Linked DNA regions of Homo sapiens: region 2 is linked to region 1. A link is a loop called in an ENCODE intact Hi-C map of the cell type or tissue named here. Cell type or tissue: psoas muscle. All regions are shown on one strand. Each heading gives the region's core, and the rest is flanking DNA. Links, peaks and the distances in the headings are about the cores only.

Evidence for each region. Hi-C counts contacts between places; a loop is a spot of excess contacts. Peaks named below come from ENCODE experiments on the same cell type or tissue, not always from the same donor. Only the 100,000 strongest peaks of a DNase experiment are listed, where the experiment ranks them.
Region 2: it touches region 1 in a loop (2.7-fold over the local background); 2 of 110 quality-filtered maps call a loop at or near these places.

What each region holds. Positions count from the first base shown.
Region 1 is chr18:3,478,056-3,486,389 of GRCh38, forward strand. GAPLINC (gastric adenocarcinoma associated, positive CD44 regulator, long intergenic non-coding RNA) reads left to right here. Exons shown (of 3, transcript NR_110429.1): 3 at 701-923. It overlaps LOC105371965 (a long non-coding RNA gene), which reads right to left and starts at 3,669. Exons shown (of 3, transcript XR_935106.3): 1 at 3,582-3,669; 2 at 2,348-2,439. RefSeq lists enhancers at 7,254-7,333, 7,344-7,393. In psoas muscle, for the core only: CTCF peaks have their summits at 3,954 and 4,162; no DNase peak of the experiment used is centred there.
Region 2 is chr18:3,671,100-3,679,433 of GRCh38, forward strand. The region is part of intron 7 of DLGAP1 (DLG associated protein 1); the gene reads right to left. Among named protein-coding and RNA genes, the nearest start is that of DLGAP1-AS6, 22 kb to the left of the region's middle. In psoas muscle, for the core only: no CTCF peak of the experiment used is centred there; no DNase peak of the experiment used is centred there; H3K27me3 peaks cover 869 bases.

The DNA.
Region 1 (8,334 bases), core at 30-8,029:
GTTGGGGAAGAGCACTCAATCGATTCTTGATATCAAAGCTATACTTTATGTTCAGACTCAGAGATTAGGTGCTATCCAAACTAGTTTTTCCACAACCTTTTCTAGAAATGGAAATTTAAGATAGTTCATAAAAGTACTACCGTCAGGAGAAGATTGCCTGAGGCTATTACTGTGAAATTATTTTCATGGCATAAGAATCATCAAAATGGCTCGGTAGCACAGTACTTGGCAATTCTTTCTTATCACGGCAAGCTTAGAAAGTAGACACATTTGTACAGCGTATACAATGGCTCAAGGATGGAGATCTCACTGGGTACTCTGGCTGTTCCAGCCTTATGTGAGCTCCAAGGCCTGCTGTGATCTCAGCATATCTTAATCTAGTCACTCCACATGCCCTGGCATGCGGGGTGGGAAGCTCTGCAGGCGTAGACACTTGGTGTTCCCTCCCCAATAGCCATTCCCCCTTTCTCCTTTCCAACAGTGTATGTTTTCCATTTGGGGGACCATATGGTACAGGAAAAGGTGATACTCGCCCTGGCTTCAAAGGGTGAATGCGGACTTGGGCTAAGTCAATTGGTGCATCCATGGCCTTGGCCTTGATGACTGGTTCCAGCACGGCACTCCACCAGTCCATTAAGAATAAAACTCATGGCTTAGCCTAGACCTCTGGGACAAAACTGATCTCATTTCCTTCTGACAGGGTATGCACAGATGTGGAAACAGGAACTGATGTGTCCATTACACCACTAGGACAGAGGCCAGAACAATGAAGAAACCAAATACTTGGAAGAGGGTAGAGATAATGAATGGAGTCCAAGAGCCCTGATTGTGCCATAAATGTCCAGATAATTCCATACCTGAGGATTATGTGGTTTGTAAACTTGGCACTTAGAAGAACCAATAAAATCATGTTATAGTTTCAACCGGGTCTAGTTACCTTTCCTCTTAGTTGTGACTGTCTATATCCTAACTGACACAGGCTCTCGTGCCATGTCTAATACTAAGGCATCCATGGCAAGCGCTTTTCCAGTAGCACTAGGGAACAATCTATCCCAATTTTTCACGCACATAGAATTGTCATTAAGAACAAACACCCATTTGAAAGATGTTTGGCCTGGGTTAGACAAATGGTCTCTGACTGTGAGGTGCAATAAAGTGAACTGGGGCGTACAGAAAGCAAACCTACAACACTGTTTAGTTGTTGAGACTCATGGAGCAATTGAGTTAAAGCTACTTGTGCCACAATGACCCACAACCCCAAGAGATGTAGGGATGGTCAGTCATGAAGGATTTCAGAGCAGGTCAGGCACGGTGGCTCAGGCCGGTAATCCTAGCACTTTAGGAAGCCAAGGTGGGAGGATCACTTGAGCCCAGGAGTTCAAGACCAGCCTGGACAACATGACAAAAACCCGTCTCTACAAAAAAATACAAAAATTAGCCAGGCCTGGTGGGGCACGCCTGTAGTTCCAGCTAATTGAGAGGCCGAGGTGGAAGGATCACTTGAGCCTGAGAGGTTGAGGCTACAGTGGGCTGAGATTGCCCCACTGCACTCCAGCCTGGGTGACAGAGTGAAACTCTTTGTCCACAACAACATAAAAGGATTTCAGAGCAGCCAAGTGCAGGAGAATGACCTCCACTTTCAAAGACAAGAACAGCCTTTAATTCTTGATTATGCAAATTCCCAGTATTATGACCTTGTCTGAGCCTTAATTTCTTCACATATAAAATGTGAATAACATCTGTGTTATGGAGATTTCATAAGGATAAATGAGGTGATGGATGGTGATGTGCTTGGTAAAGCATAAATATTATACAAACATGGTGAATTATTTGTAGAGCTTTTTTTTGTTTTTTGTTTTTGAGGCAGGGTCTTGCTCTGTCATCCAGGTTGGAGTGCCATGGCATGATCACAGCTCACTGCAGCTTCCACCTGCTGGGCTTAAGTGATCCTCCTACCTCAGCCACAAGTATCTGGGACTACAGGTGTGCACCACCATGCTTGGTCTCAAACTCCTGAGCTCAAGTAACCCTCCCGCCTTGGCCTCCCAAAGTGCTGGGGTTACAGGCATGAGCCACTGCACCCAGCCTGCCTGCTGCTTTAATCTTATTGACATGTCATAAAGTTGACGATAAAGTTAGGGTTATACGTCTAGAATATGTTAGCCAATCCCTGTGGGCTTCTGAGCAGCCACCCAATACAGTAAAACCTCCCTCCCTGCCTGCCTGCATGGGTCAGAAGTTCTGTTTCCAGCGGTGCTGCTGCTGCTGGCCTGACTGAACTTGCATAAGTCACTTACAGATCTTCACCCCAATGTCTTCATATGCAAATGCAGGTAATAAATCTCACCTGTATGGAGAAAGACCGTGATGCTGTGTGCTTTCCTCCTCCTCACCTCTTTGTACATCCTCTTCCAGGTTCAGACAGAGATGCTCACAGGCCTTGAGGATCACAAGGAGTGTATGGCAAAAGGGCAGGGAAAGAGACATACATCTTGCTCATTGGTTTTGCTTTCAAAGTAGGGTTTTTTTTTTTTTTTTTTGAGAGACAAGGTCTTGCTCTTGCCCAGGCTGGAGCACAACAGGAAGGTCATAATTCCCTGCAGCCTCAAACTCTTTGGCTCAAGGGATCCTCCTGCCCCAGCCTCCTAAGTAGCTGGAACTACAGGTATGTACCACCATGTTTGGTGAATTTTTTTGTTTTTTATAGAGATGAGGTCTCACCATGTTGCCCAGGCAGGTCTCAAACTCCTGACCTCAAGCGATCCTCCTGCCTCAGCCTCCCAAAGTCCTTGGAATACAGATGTGAGCCATTGCACCTGGCCTCAAAGTATACTTTTGAAATCAAAAGAGGGAATGGAGCAGCAAGCCATAGGGTTTATGCTGTAAATATAGGATGAAAAGAGAAGTGAGGAGTTGGCAGACTCACCCCAGCAGGGAAGTGAGGTGAGGGGATGAGGGTGATGAGGCCAAGGTCACCACAAAAGATGACCAGTGCTGCAGGGGTGAGGAAGAGAAAGATGGGGCATCCTGGCCTTGGAGATAGTCGGGGCTGGTGATGAGAGGTGCTGATACAAAGGGAGACAGCAAAAGAGTCAGGCAAATGAAAGTCTTCCAAACCAAGCCCATGCTAGGTGCTGTGTGCAGTTTGGGAGCTTGGGACTTCACTACCCCAAAATATGACACCTTATATTTGAGAGAACTGAAGAAGCAAGAAGTTCACTCTCTAATCTTCTCTGCCATTGTCCCCTGAAGAAGGCCATAAAAGAATTCTCTGACCTGCCTCTGGAGTGGATCATAAGATCCTCATGTGAGAGGTGCCCTTTGTATACCCAGAGAAAAGGAGCATTCTTTTTCTTTTTTTTTGAGGTAAGTCCTCGCTGTCTCACTCTTGTCGCCCAGGCTGGAGCGCAGTGGCACAATCACTGCAGCCTTGACCTGCTGGGCTCAAGCGATCCTCCCACCTCTCAGCCTCCCAGGTAGCTGAGACTGCAGGCTAATTTTTACATTTTTTTGTAGAGACAGTGGTCTCCCTGTGTTGCCCAGGCTGATCTCGAACTCCTAGGCTCCAGGGATCCGCTCACCTGGGCCTCCCAAAGTGCTGGGATTATAGACGTGAGCCACCACGCTGGGCTGAACAGTCCTTATCAATGAACACCCAGGAACACAGAGAAGAATCTGAGTAAACTGGCCTTGCTAAGTTCCCTCTAGTTTATTACTATTACATCACACTCCCTTTGTCTCATCACACTTCTCCTCCACTGTCCCCTCTTCATCAAGTTTAACATAAAAACACGTTTCCCTGTTTCTTTGAGCCTTGGTTTCCAAAGGCTCTTGTGTTACATGAAATTTAAATAAATTGGTATGCTCTTGTTAATCTGTCTTTTGCTATAGGTGCCTCAGCCATGGACCTAGCAATGGGTAAGGAAAAGAATATTTTCTCCCCTACAGCACCCCTGGTGGCAAGCTCTGTTTTAGAGAGTATCGCCTTCTGTGCTATTTGAGTCAAGGCAGCTGTTCCTCCAGCTGCCTGCCTACTGCCCATGGTTCATTCTATAGATAAAGCCCCAGACTTTCCCCACATGGACACCCAAAACGGGGCAGGATAACTGACACTAGCGGCTCAGTGGTGGAGGAAGCAAAGCCCCAGCTCCCGAACTAGGGCGGCATGGCTCAGTGGCTATGTGCAGTGTGAGGGGTACTTAGGAAGATGTTGGGAGAATCAAATAAGATAAACATGTAGGGGTGCTTTAAAATTTCTAAAGTATTGGCAATATAACTACATGTAGGATTTTCCTGGATTATAAACCTCTCACCCAAATTCAACTTGAGGCAAATTGCTCCAGAGAGCATGTAGTAACATTTCAGATACGGAAAAGTTGGCTTTCTGGCTTCTGATATTTCTATTATCCCATGAATTCTCATTGCATCAGCTCTGGGTCGCTGTGGTTGTGTCTTCCTTTTTGTGTATTTTTGGAATTTGAGGTTTCAAATTTCCAGTTTTTCAGCCTCTGGTTCAACCACCCTTTCTTTAAAAAATTGTCTAAATGTACTGTAGCCCTCATCTTACCGGATGGGGAGAATTTAGTACTTCCCTCCAACCACCAATATTGCTGAGAATTTTAGGGGAGGGATCCAGGAGCTTACATTCTTATTGACATCTTCTACTCCGAATTTTCAGTTTTGCCAAAGTGTCACCTCATCTTCTGCAGTTAATGTCTCCTTTCCTCCCACCACCATACATATCTATACATATATATGTGTATAGATGTATGTATACACATATATATACACATGGAGAGAGAGAATTGTAATGTGTAAAGTTAGTTTCTTTCTTATCTATTTACTTATTCTTTTTTTTTTTTTTTTTTTTTTTTGAGACAGAGTCTCGCTTTGTCGCCCAGGCTGGAGTACAGTAGTGCGATCTCTGCTCACTGCAACCTCTGCCTCCCAGGTTCAAGCAATTCTCCTTTCCTCAGCCTCCCAAATAGCTGGGATTACAGGTGCCCACTACCATGCCTGGCTAATTTTTGTATTTTTAGTAGAGACGGGGTTTTGCCATGTTGGCTAGTTTGGTCTTTGACTGCCAACCTCAGGTGATCCACCTGCCTTGGTCTCCCAAAGTGCTAGGATTAAAGGCGTGAGTCACTGTGCCCGGCCAGTTTAAGAACCATTTTATGCAGACTGCTTTTGGGTGCTTTTGACATCTACTCTTCTCCTTGTACCCCACATCCTGAATGTATGGAGTCATTTGGACTCCGTGCATGTGTGAGTGTGAGTGTGTGCGTGTGTACATGGAAGGAGGGACTGGGTTTAGGTCCAAATCAACATGATACAGAATAGAAGCATCATATCTGGAAGCAGGAACCCAAAGGCTAACAAGACCCCAGGCTTTAAGTCTCTGCTGGAGAATTAATAGAAATCCTATGCAATCACTTTGGGCTTCCACAGATAGAGAACTGGTGTGGGGAGAGAAGGGAAGATGGAGTGGGTAGCTCAAAATAATTTCACCTCTTGGGCCACAGAAAGCCTATGTAATCTCTGATATTTATGCACGCCTAAGTCTACATATACATACATAAATACGATTAGCAGTCCTATGAGCTATTTTAAAGCAGGGAGGAGCAGGAGAGATGAATCTGGAGACTAGTTAGATCAGCAAATTATAATCTGTAGGAAAATCCACATAGATTTCCAGGTGAGAGAAGAGGAAGCAGCAGTGATTTGAGGGAAGGAAGAACACGATGCTTCTGAACTAAAAACCAGGACGCTTGGTCTGACAAAGGACTTTTTTTTTTTTCTGGGTTGTATGTGTACCAATATCGATACCTATAGACAAAATTGATTAACATCTAAATTGTCTTGGAAAATTCAGGATCTGCAGTTTCCTTCCTTATTGTTCAAATCTCATTCTTGTATCAAGTATCTAGAGAGAAATCTTGAGCTTGGTTGTAGAGGAAATTCATTGCTGTAAAGGTTGATTGCAGCAAGGTGTCTGTCCACGGGCCAGTGTGCCTGAGGATCTTTTCATGACACAGACTATCACTATCTTTTTCTTGTATAGGAATTGGCCTCTCAGACTTTAAGACCATAACTGAGAATTTTTTTTTTTTTAAGACAGAATCTCACTCTGTCTCCCAGGCTGGAGTGCAGTGGCGCAATCTTGGCTCACTGCAACCTCCGCCTCTTGGGTTCAAGAGATTTTCCTGCCTCAGCCTCCCAAGTAGCTGGAATTACAGGTACGTGCCACCACGCCTGGCAAATTTTTGTATTTTTAGTAGAGGAGGGGTTTCGCCATGTTGGCCAGGCTGGTCTTGAACTTCTGACCTCAAGTGATCCACCTGCTTTGGCCTCCCAAAGTACTAGGATTACAGGCATGAGCCACTGTGCCCGGCTTTTTTTTTTTTTTTTTTTTAACAGAGTCTTACTCTGTTGCCCAGGCTGGGGTGCAACAGTGCGATCTCGACTCACCACAACCTCCACCTCTGCCTCCTGGGTTCAAGTGATTCTCCTGCCTCAGCCTCCTGAATAGCTGGGATTACAGGCATGCACCACCACGCCTGGCTAATTTTCTGTATTTTTAGTAGAGACAAGGTTTCACCATGTTGATCAGGCTAGTCTTGAACTCCTGACCTCAAGAGATCCGACCACCTTGGCCTCCCAAAGTGCTGGGATTACAGGTGTGAGCAACTGCACCGGGCTCCTAACTGAGAATTAATAGTACTAGTTACTATGTTAAAAATGGACTACAAGTGACCAATTAGTCTCCATTCTGGGGTTATATAAAAGCAGGAAAGTGGTAGATAAGAAAATTGTCGCGGGGTACAGTGGCTGTTCCTGTAATCCTAGCCACCCTGGAGGCTGAGGCAGGAGGATCACTTGAGGCCAGGACTTTGAGACCAGCCTGGGCAACATAGTGAGAACTTGTCTCTAAAAAAAAAGAAAACTGTCATTTTAGGTCATTCCTTATAAGATGCTGATTCTCTGTGCTAGGTATCTATGCAGAAAAGTCTCATTTCGTAGTAATTGATTCACATATTATTGCAAAGTATATTTTGGAAAATAAGCCGATAAAAGCTAGTCACTATATCAGAATGTGCTGTACATTGTTGAGCTTTCTGCCTGCTGCATTCTAATTCTCAGAATGACTGCCAAAGAGCCAGGCTGACCAAGAAGTTTAACCTCAACGGGAAACCTCACACCGGACTGATATACTCATTTATGCCCCAGACAAATGCCCCTTAGATACAAATCAAGAAATTGTTTGTGTCCCACTAGTAAGTGGGTCATACATTTCCTAGTAATGCTTTAGGTGAGGATAGATTTTTTTTTTTTCTGGTACACAGTCCACTAGTTCTTACTTGTCTTTGCCCTGTAATATGAGTTAAAATACAACTCCCGTGATGAGTGGGTCATTCTAGCCATGATACTTCCCTGTGACTGAGTTTTCAAACACTCACTGCTCCCACCTTCCTCACGGCCTTGGCTCAGCCTACTTCTTTTGCTTCAAATACCTCTGCAGTAGGGATTCTCAACCTCAGCGGCACAAAAACATGCAAAACATAGGTGCATTTGTCTAATATAATTGGTTTGCTGTGCAGGTTTCTCAAAGCTTCCCAGGTTGAAAAGCACTGCTGGACAGCAGAGTCTTGGAGGCTGGCCCATGAACTCTGGCATTAGCCTCAACTGGGTGAATTGTGAGAAATCCAGGCAGATTGTCAGAATAGACTTACAAAGTTAGGATCTGCTTGGGGGCCCCAAGCGATTCTTAGGAACACAGATGTTTGAGAATCATTGCTCTGAAGGCTGTCAAAAGCCTGCAAGTCAAACTCCACTTCTTCCATAAATCTTTGCCTATCTCCACTCCAATTCATCACTTTGTGTGTCCATGAGTGTATTTTGTAAGAGGTAGAATGCTTTGGCCACTTTCCAGTTTTTGTTGGGTTTGCTTCTATTGCATTTGCAGTGTGCAACCTTTTCCCTCTTTCTCACCTTTCAAGCAGTAGAATGTGGCTACGAGGGGGTGGGACAGCTTAGTCCATTGTTTTATATTTAATAAAGAAATCGGCCAGGCACAGTGGCTTACGCCTGTAATCCCAGCACTTTGGGAGGCCAAGGCGGGTGGATCACCTGAGGTCAGGAGCTCCACACCAGCCTGACTGACATGGTGAAACCCCGTGTCTACTAAAAACACAAAAATTAGCTGCGCATGGTGGCGCGCACCTGTAATCCCAGTTACTTGGCAGGCTGAGTCAGGAGAATTGCTTGAACCCAGGAGGTGGAGGTTGTAGTGAGCCAAGATCATACCATTGCACTCCAGCTTGGGTGACAAGAGCA
Region 2 (8,334 bases), core at 243-8,242, 190 kb after region 1:
TCTCTGTGTTCCAGTCACTCTAGCCTTCTTTTAATTACTCAAAATTTTATATTCATTCCTGCTTCTGGCCTTTGCTCTTTGCTGCTTTTTTTTTTTTTTTCCACCTGGAATTCAAGTCAGACTTCCTTGAGGAAGAAGCAGTTTATTTTCTTTGATCACACAGCTCATGGTTGCCTAGGATCATAACACCCCTATCTCTCTCTCTCTTTACAGTACTTGTAGCAACTGTAAACATTTTATGTATAAACACTACAAGAAAAAAAGCTCTCAGATTATTTGCTTTTGAAGTCAGAGCAGAGGCTGGGTCAGTGTTATTGCTGTATCCTCAGGAGCAGCCTGGTGCCTGGCACACGTTAGGTGCTCCATAAATGCTTGTTAAATAAGGGAAGGGATTCGTAGTTCCACCTGACTCTTAAATTGGCAATGCATGTTTTCCTGCTTCATGGCTGCACTTGAGCAGAAATGTCAACCATGCCACAAGAGGTTGATTATTTAAGACTAAGATGGAGCCAGTTGTTTTCATAAAGGTTGAAAACAGATTTTGCATTTGTATTCCTTAAGTACTTTTGAAACAGATATATTCTCCCACACATACTCATTCACAAATAATGGGAGTATGATCTTTAAGAGAACCTAAGCAAATATAGTCTTGATGAAGTAATTCCATTTTAAATAATCTATTTTAAGGAAATAGTCATAGATTATTTTACCCCTGCCCTCATGTAGTTTATTCTCAGCAGAGCAGGAATAATAATTTCTTAAAAGCCAGGATCATGCACCCCCTTGGGCAAAACCTGGAAATGATCATATTTCACTCAGAGTAGAAGCCAAATCCTTCCAATTGCCAACAGAGTCCTGCATAATTCATGTTATTTGTATATTTCGTGTTTTTTTCTTTACAATTTTCTGCAATGAGATATTTGTTCAGGAAAAACAAAAGCATTATTAAAAAGGAAAGAGGGACATTCAGAAAGCAGATTTGAAAAGTTAATATTCTGTTTTTTTAATCATTGAAAATAAGTTATGAAGATGGGATTTCTTTTAGAAGTTTTTTTCAATGGGAGAAAATGTGATTATTACTAATCATTCAACTGCTGATTAGACACACACACACACACACACACACACACACACACACACAGAGGCAAGAATTTGCTCTTTGGCTTCTACTTATCTATTTCTTGAAAGTTAACAAGAGCAGGGAACGGTGGTTCACGCCTGCAATCCCAGCACTTTGGGAGGCTGAGGAGGGCGGATCACCTGAGGTCAGGAGTTCGAGACCAGCCTGGGCAATATGGAGAAACGTCATCTCTACTAAAAATACAAAATCAGCTGGGTGTGGTGGCACATGCCTGTAATCCCAGGTACTCTGGAGGCTGAGGCTGGAGAATCGCTTGAACCTGGGAGGCAGAGGTTGCGGTGAGCCAAGATCTCGCCATTGCACTCCAGCCTGGGCAACAAGAGCAAAACTCTATCTCAAAAAAAAAAAAAAAAAAAAAAAAAAAAAAAAGTTAATGAGAAACAGGTAGATAAACCCAGGAGTGTTTAAGACTTTTAGAGACTACTCACAACTAAGTTCTAGTTCTTACTTTGTATTCCTCTTAAAGTTATCGTGTTCTCCCTAATCTTGTTGTATCAGTTTCAACCATTCATCAATAGTGGTGGCGAGCACATGTCCGGCATCAAGGCAGACTAGCTGGCAAGAACCAAGCTAGTCTGCCTCCTCCTTTCACTGTAGTTCTACTTTCTCCCTGGCCACCTCCCCTGGTGGATTCCTACACCTGTTCTTTCCTCTCCATCCCCAGTGCCATGCCTGGGGCAAGTCCTTATCTCCTCTTGCCTGTTGTATTCCAACTGGTTTTTGTGTCTTCAGTCTTTTGCCTCTTTAATTTATTCTACATTAAAGTGAATGATACTCTAAGACACCGATTACTTCCTACTGGCAAAAGGATAAAGTTCAAGGTCTATCTTAGTCTAGATTCAACTCTGTCTTCCGTGGTTCCCCAGGCCCTATTCTTTGGCTTCGCTCTTTTACTTCACATGCCTTGTACTTACTTGCCTCCACACCTCTGTGCGTGCCTGGGGAGCCCCTCCCCAGTTTCTTTTCACATTCAGGGCTCAATTCACTGTCTTTGATAGTGATGCCTCCCTGGTCCTCCTGCGGCACAAACCTATCCCTCTACTGCATTCTTTTAACACTTTGCATATCTCTATTATGGCCCTTACTGGATGGCATTGTAATTGTTCATATTCCTGTTGCCCTCAGCGACCTGTCTGGTTTACTAAAGCATTGCTCCCATTGGTTATCGTGTACTGTCACTCTTTAGAAGCACTAATTGATAGAAAGCCATGGTTGATAGGATACTCATAGCAGAGAGCTATTCTAGTAAACAGCTATTTTAATAACTATTGTTAGCACACAATTGCTGCTGTGAATGAGAGGAGGATGATTGCAACTCTTTTTTTTGGATGGAGTCTCACTCTTCGCCCAGGCTGGAGTGCAGTGGCATGAACTCGGCTCACTGCAACCTTCGACTCCTGGGTTCAAGCTATTCTCCTGCCTCAGCTTCCCGAGCAGCTGGGACTACAGGCATGCGCCACCATGCCCAGCTAATTTTTTATTTTTAGTAGAGACGGGGTTTCACCATGTTGGCCACGCTGGTCTCAAACTCCTGACCTCAGGTGATCAGCCTGCCTCGGCCTCCCAAAGTGCTGGGATTACAGGAGTGAGCCACTGTACCCAGCCTTTTTTTTTTCTTTTGAGAGGGAGTCTCACTCTGTTGCCCAGGCTGGAGTGCAGTGGTGCGATCTCAGCTCACTGCGACCTCCGCCTCCTGGGTTCAAGCGATTCTCCTGCCTCAGCTTCCCGAGTAGCTGGGATTACAGGCACCCACCACCACACCCAGCTAATTTTTATACTTTAGCAGAGACAGGGTTTCACCATGTTGGCCAGGCTGGTCTTGAACTTCTGACCCTAAGTTATCCACCTGCCTTGGCCTCCCAAAGTGCTGGGAGGACAAGAGTGAGCCACCATGCCTGGCCGATTGCTACTCTTAAAACTGCTGCCATTGCCAGGCATGGTGGCGCATGCCTGTAATCCCAGCACTTTGGGAAGCAGAGGTGGGAGGATCTCTTGAGGCCAGGAGTTTGAGAACAGCCTGGGCAACAGAGTGAGATCTTGTCTCTATAATATTAAAATATATATATATATATGTATATTTTAAAAAATGCTGCCATGGCCAAGTGTGGTGGCTCATGCCTATAATTCCAGCACTTTGGGAGGCTGCGGTGAGACAATCATTTGAGGCCAGGAGTTTGAGACTAGCCTGCACAACAAAATGAGCTCCTATCTCTACAAAAAAATAAAAAAATCAGCTGGGCGCACTGGTGCATACTTGTGATCCCAGCTACTCATGAGGCTGAGGTGGGAGGATCACTTGAGCCCAGGAGTTCAAGGCTGCAGCTAGCCATGATTGTGCCATGGCACTTCAGCCTGGGTGACAGAGCAAGACCCTATCTGTAATAAATAATAATAATAAAAACCTGCCACCACCACTACCACCTTTACCACCCCACTACCTCTACTATAATCACTTCCACCCCTACTATCACCACCCCACTGTCATCACCTATACCACGTCCAACTCTACTCTTCTCACCTCCACTATCAGTACCGAGTCCACCACAATCATCACCCCCATTCACCTCCACTATCAGTACCGAGTCCACCACAATCATCACCCCCATTCACCTCCACTATCAGTACCGAGTCCACCACAATCATCACCCCCATTCACCTCCACTATCAGTACCGAGTCCACCACAATCATCACCCCCATTCACCTCCACTATCAGTACCGAGTCCACCACAATCATCACCCCCATTCACCTCCACTATCAGTACCGAGTCCACCACAATCATCACCCCCATTCATTAGCATAGGCAGAGCACTGCCAAGTACCACGCAGTGGGTTAGCTGGTTTTTTTTTGAGATGGAGTCTCACTTTGTCACCCAGGGTGGAGTGCAGTGGTGCGATCTCGGCTCGCTGCAATCTTTGCCTCCTGGTTCAAGCGATTATCCTGCCTCAGCCTCCCAAGTAGCTGGGATTACAGACATGCTCCACCACGCCTGGCTAAGTTTTGTGTTTTTAGTAGAGACGGGATTTCACTATGTTGGTTGTCCAGAGTGGTCTTGAACCCCTGACCTCAGGTAATCCGCCGGCCTCAGCCTCCCAAAGTGCTAGGATTACAGGTGTGCTCCACCGTACCCAGCCAGGGTTAGCTGTTCTATATGCATTGTCTCATTCCATCTCTACAACACGATTAAATATGAGAAAACTGACACTCAGATCCAGCAACATCTGTTTGATGGCACAGCTTTGGGTGGAAGTGTTTGGATTCTAACTTGGGGCCCTCTGGCCTCAGAGTCTGAATTTTCGTCTCCAAAGATCTGTTGCTAATAAGCTACTGCAGTGGTACCCTACAGTTTTGTTTCCCGCATTCCTATCACCTTTGCTCACTTCATCCACTCCAGCGGCCTCATCCTCCAGCTGACTCATCCATGCCACCCATCCCCACCTCCATCTGACCCACTCCATAATGTGCCCTCTAACAGGGCTTTCCATTAAGGCCTTTGCAGTGGTGTGCTGGTAAATGTTTAACAACAGGCTCTCTGAAGAGGGGCAGAGGGGATTTCTCCTTTGTAGCATTTGCTGTTTTCCATGGTGTAAATACTGCCACATGACTTTTTTTTGTACCAACCAACTTGATGTCAACCAGCTGAAAAAATTATTAAAACTTTCATAGTCAGCTCTCATGAGCCAATATTGATACAGGAGTTAAGAAGAAATTACTTAGGCAGATAGTGAGGGTACGGAAGTCCTTGGTAATGTTTTCCTTTGAATGAAAAGCAGCCCCAGACTATTTGTTTTCCTTTTAATGAAAAGCAGCCCCAAACTATTTTCCTTTCTAACAAACAGCAGCCTGTAAGATCAAGCTGCAGACATAGATGCCGGCAGTTGTGCCAATCATGTTCAAAATGGCAGTCCCATCTTTCCTCTGCCAGCCGCGTGTACAGCAAGGAGCAGACAAGATGGCGCAGCCCAAGGAGAAAGTTTATTTGCGTAATAAGATTAGGGTGGGGCAACCAGCCTTCCCTGCTCGCTATGTAAATGTCACACTTAATTGAACCAATCTGTGAGCATTATGTAAATCAGACACCGCCTCCTCAAACCTGACTATAAAATCTGGCACATCCACCACTGGCAGGTCCTCTCGGAAGACCCTTCTCTCACTAGAGAGAGCTGTTTTCCTTTCTTTTTCTTCCTCCTTCTTTTGCCTGTTAAACTTCCGCTCCTAAACTCCTCATGAGTGTCCATGTCCTAAATTTTCCTGCCGCGAGATGACAAACCCTGGGTATTTACTCCAGACAATGTAGCAGCTTCAGTATAAGCTGGCTTCAAGGTCCTACAAAAACCCCTTTTACAATGAGCAACTTCCTTCTTTCACACCTCTGCCTTAAGGGAACCAAGGATTTTTCCTTGGTAATACCATTACCCTCAAGACCTTGCCAATTTGAGGCTACTTCTCCTGTTTTTTTTTTTTAGAAGAAATTGTGAGGTCAGTATACACAAACAAACAAACATTAACCAATTAATTAGAAAAAGTACTCTTCTAATTAATTTAAAGCATTTTCATGGTTTAAAATCCCAAATTCAACAGGGTAGTCACTGAAAACTCTCTCTCCTATCTGCGTTTCCAATCACCAGATTTCTCTCCCTGAATGCAATCAATGTTCTCAGTTTTCATGTGTATTGACATACTTTTTCTTTCCCCTTGCCCTTTATGGATGCATTTTCTGTTGCCACCACCCTTTAAACTCTTATTTTGAGGCTAATTCCACTCATACAGTTTTCTCTATTATCTACTAACTTCCAGGATATTCCTGGAATATCTTCTGTAGCGACTTCAGCCCGTTTCATTGGGCTTTCTATCCCATCCTCTGAGATTTCAACATTCATGTTTATGGTCTCACAAATTTCCCCAGCTTCAAGACTCTTTATCTCCAGTTCCTCAACCACCAGTTGAGGAATTGAACCACCAGTTCCATTTCTAAATTATGGAAGAGTCAAGAACTCCTTTGATAACTATCCCTTTATCCTACACCGTAATCACTCCTTCACGTCCACTGAATCTGCCATAGGGCCATTTGTGAACACTAGCCTGGCTCCATTTTGCCCCAGTGAATCAGCTCTCTACTGGTTTCATTTATTGTCTTAACCTGACCCACACCCTCAAAACTAGCCATTCCAACAAGAGAATTCTCTGTCCTCTTCCCTACCAGTTATATCCATTCTAAAATTACTCATTACCTGTACTGTATATTCCTGCAGCAGTTCTGAAGACATTTTTGTGCTTAAAAGCCTTCAGCGGCTTTCTAGGAATTTAATCCAGAATTCTCAGCTAAATAGACAGAGATCCATGTTTCTAGCGTGCCTATGACCATCCACTTCAGGGATCCAGTGCTCAGCCACATCCAGCTACTTGCTCTCTTTTTCTTTTTTCTTTTTTTTATTTGAAACGGAGTCTCACTCTGTCGCCCAGGCTGGAGTGCAATAGCACGATCTTGGCTCACTGCAACCTCTGTCTCCCGGGTTGAAGCAATTCTCCTGTCTCAGCCTCCCAAGTAGCTGGAACTACAGGTGCTTGCCACCATGCCCGGCTAATTTTTGTATTTTTAGTAGAGATGAGGTTTCACCATGTTGGCCAGGCTGGTCTCGAACTCCTGACCTCAAGTGATCTGCCTGCCTCAGCCTCCCAAAGTGCTGGGATTACAGGCGTGAGCCACTGTGCCCGGTGGGTTTTTTTTTTTTTTTTTTTGAGATGGAGTCTAGCTCTGTCGCCCAGGCTGGAGTGCAATGGTGCAATCTTGGCTCACTGCAACCTCCATTTCCCAGGTTCAAGCGATTCTCCTGCCTCAGCCTCCCGAGTAGCTGGGAAGACAGGTGTGTGCTACCATACCTGGCTAATTTTTGTATTTTTAGTAGAGACAGGGTTTCACCATGTTGGCCAGGCTGGTCTTGAACTCCTGACCTCCAGTGATCTGCCTGCCTTAGCCTCCCAAAGTGTTGGGATTACAGGCGTGTGCCAGTGTGCCCAGCCTACTTGCTCTTGTTTTAACATACCTTGGCCTTTCCCACCTCCAGGTCATTTGTTTGATGATTCCTTCTGCTTGGAATTATCTCTCTATCTCTGCCTATTGAATTCCCATAGATTCTTTAAGACCCAGCTCAAATCACATCTCCTTCACGTTTTCTCTCATTTCCCCATCTCTCCTTTACCGTTGTGTTTGCTTACTTATTTTATAAAGCAAAGCATGTTCTGCTTAATATGATCGTTGTTTTTGTGTCTTATCTTCCTAATAGGCTGAACTTCTTGAGGATGCTTGTATTTGTTCTTAGAGTCCCCATTACATTAAATAATTGCTTTATGGCTTTGGATAAAATACATTTACAATTTCTTTTCCAAGAACGAACAAGGATCAGAAAGCAAAATAGGGCAAAATAAACATTACAATGTTCTGATAGGTTATTATACCACACAACTTAATTCTCAAATTTTATAGAAATGCAGAATAGGATTTTTCCCTCCCCTAGTTATTACAGAAATTATTCTTTTCTACCCAAATATAAAACAAAGCTCCAGTAAAAGAAGGTGTGAACACTTGTTTCTGCTATGCATCGCAATACATGGGATGTTTATATGGCAAATGCATGTGTGGGATGTGTCCTGCATTTATATATGTTGGGGGGAAATTCTTAGCTCACAGAGGATAGTGAATGAAGAGGAACAGCTATAACTATCACTGGTTCTTCTTCTTCTTCTTTTTAAAAAACCAGTTAATTAATTATTTTTAGAGACTGGATCTTGTTATGTTGCCCAGGCTGAGCTCACACTCCTGGGCTCAAGCAATCTTCCTGCCTTAGCCTCCCAAGTAGCTGGGATTACAGGCGCATGCCACTGTGCCTGGCTGTGTTCTTGATCAACAAGGCCCCCGTGTCTTTGCAGCAAATATTGGTTTCTCATTTTCCCTCCCCACCCCCTACTCCCACCCCCATGGATTTTTTATCTTTTCAGAAAAGCTCTTGTTGACCTCCATTCTCTTATAATTATTCCTTAATTCTGTACTAGTTGGTTTTCCAACATAAAAAACAGTGAAGTCTCTGTAATTATGAAACTACTTGTGTGACATGACACTACTTGTCAGCATTCTTTCTGTTGCGAGAATGAATAGCAACTTTGACTTCCCAAAAAACACAGCTCTAGCTTGAATA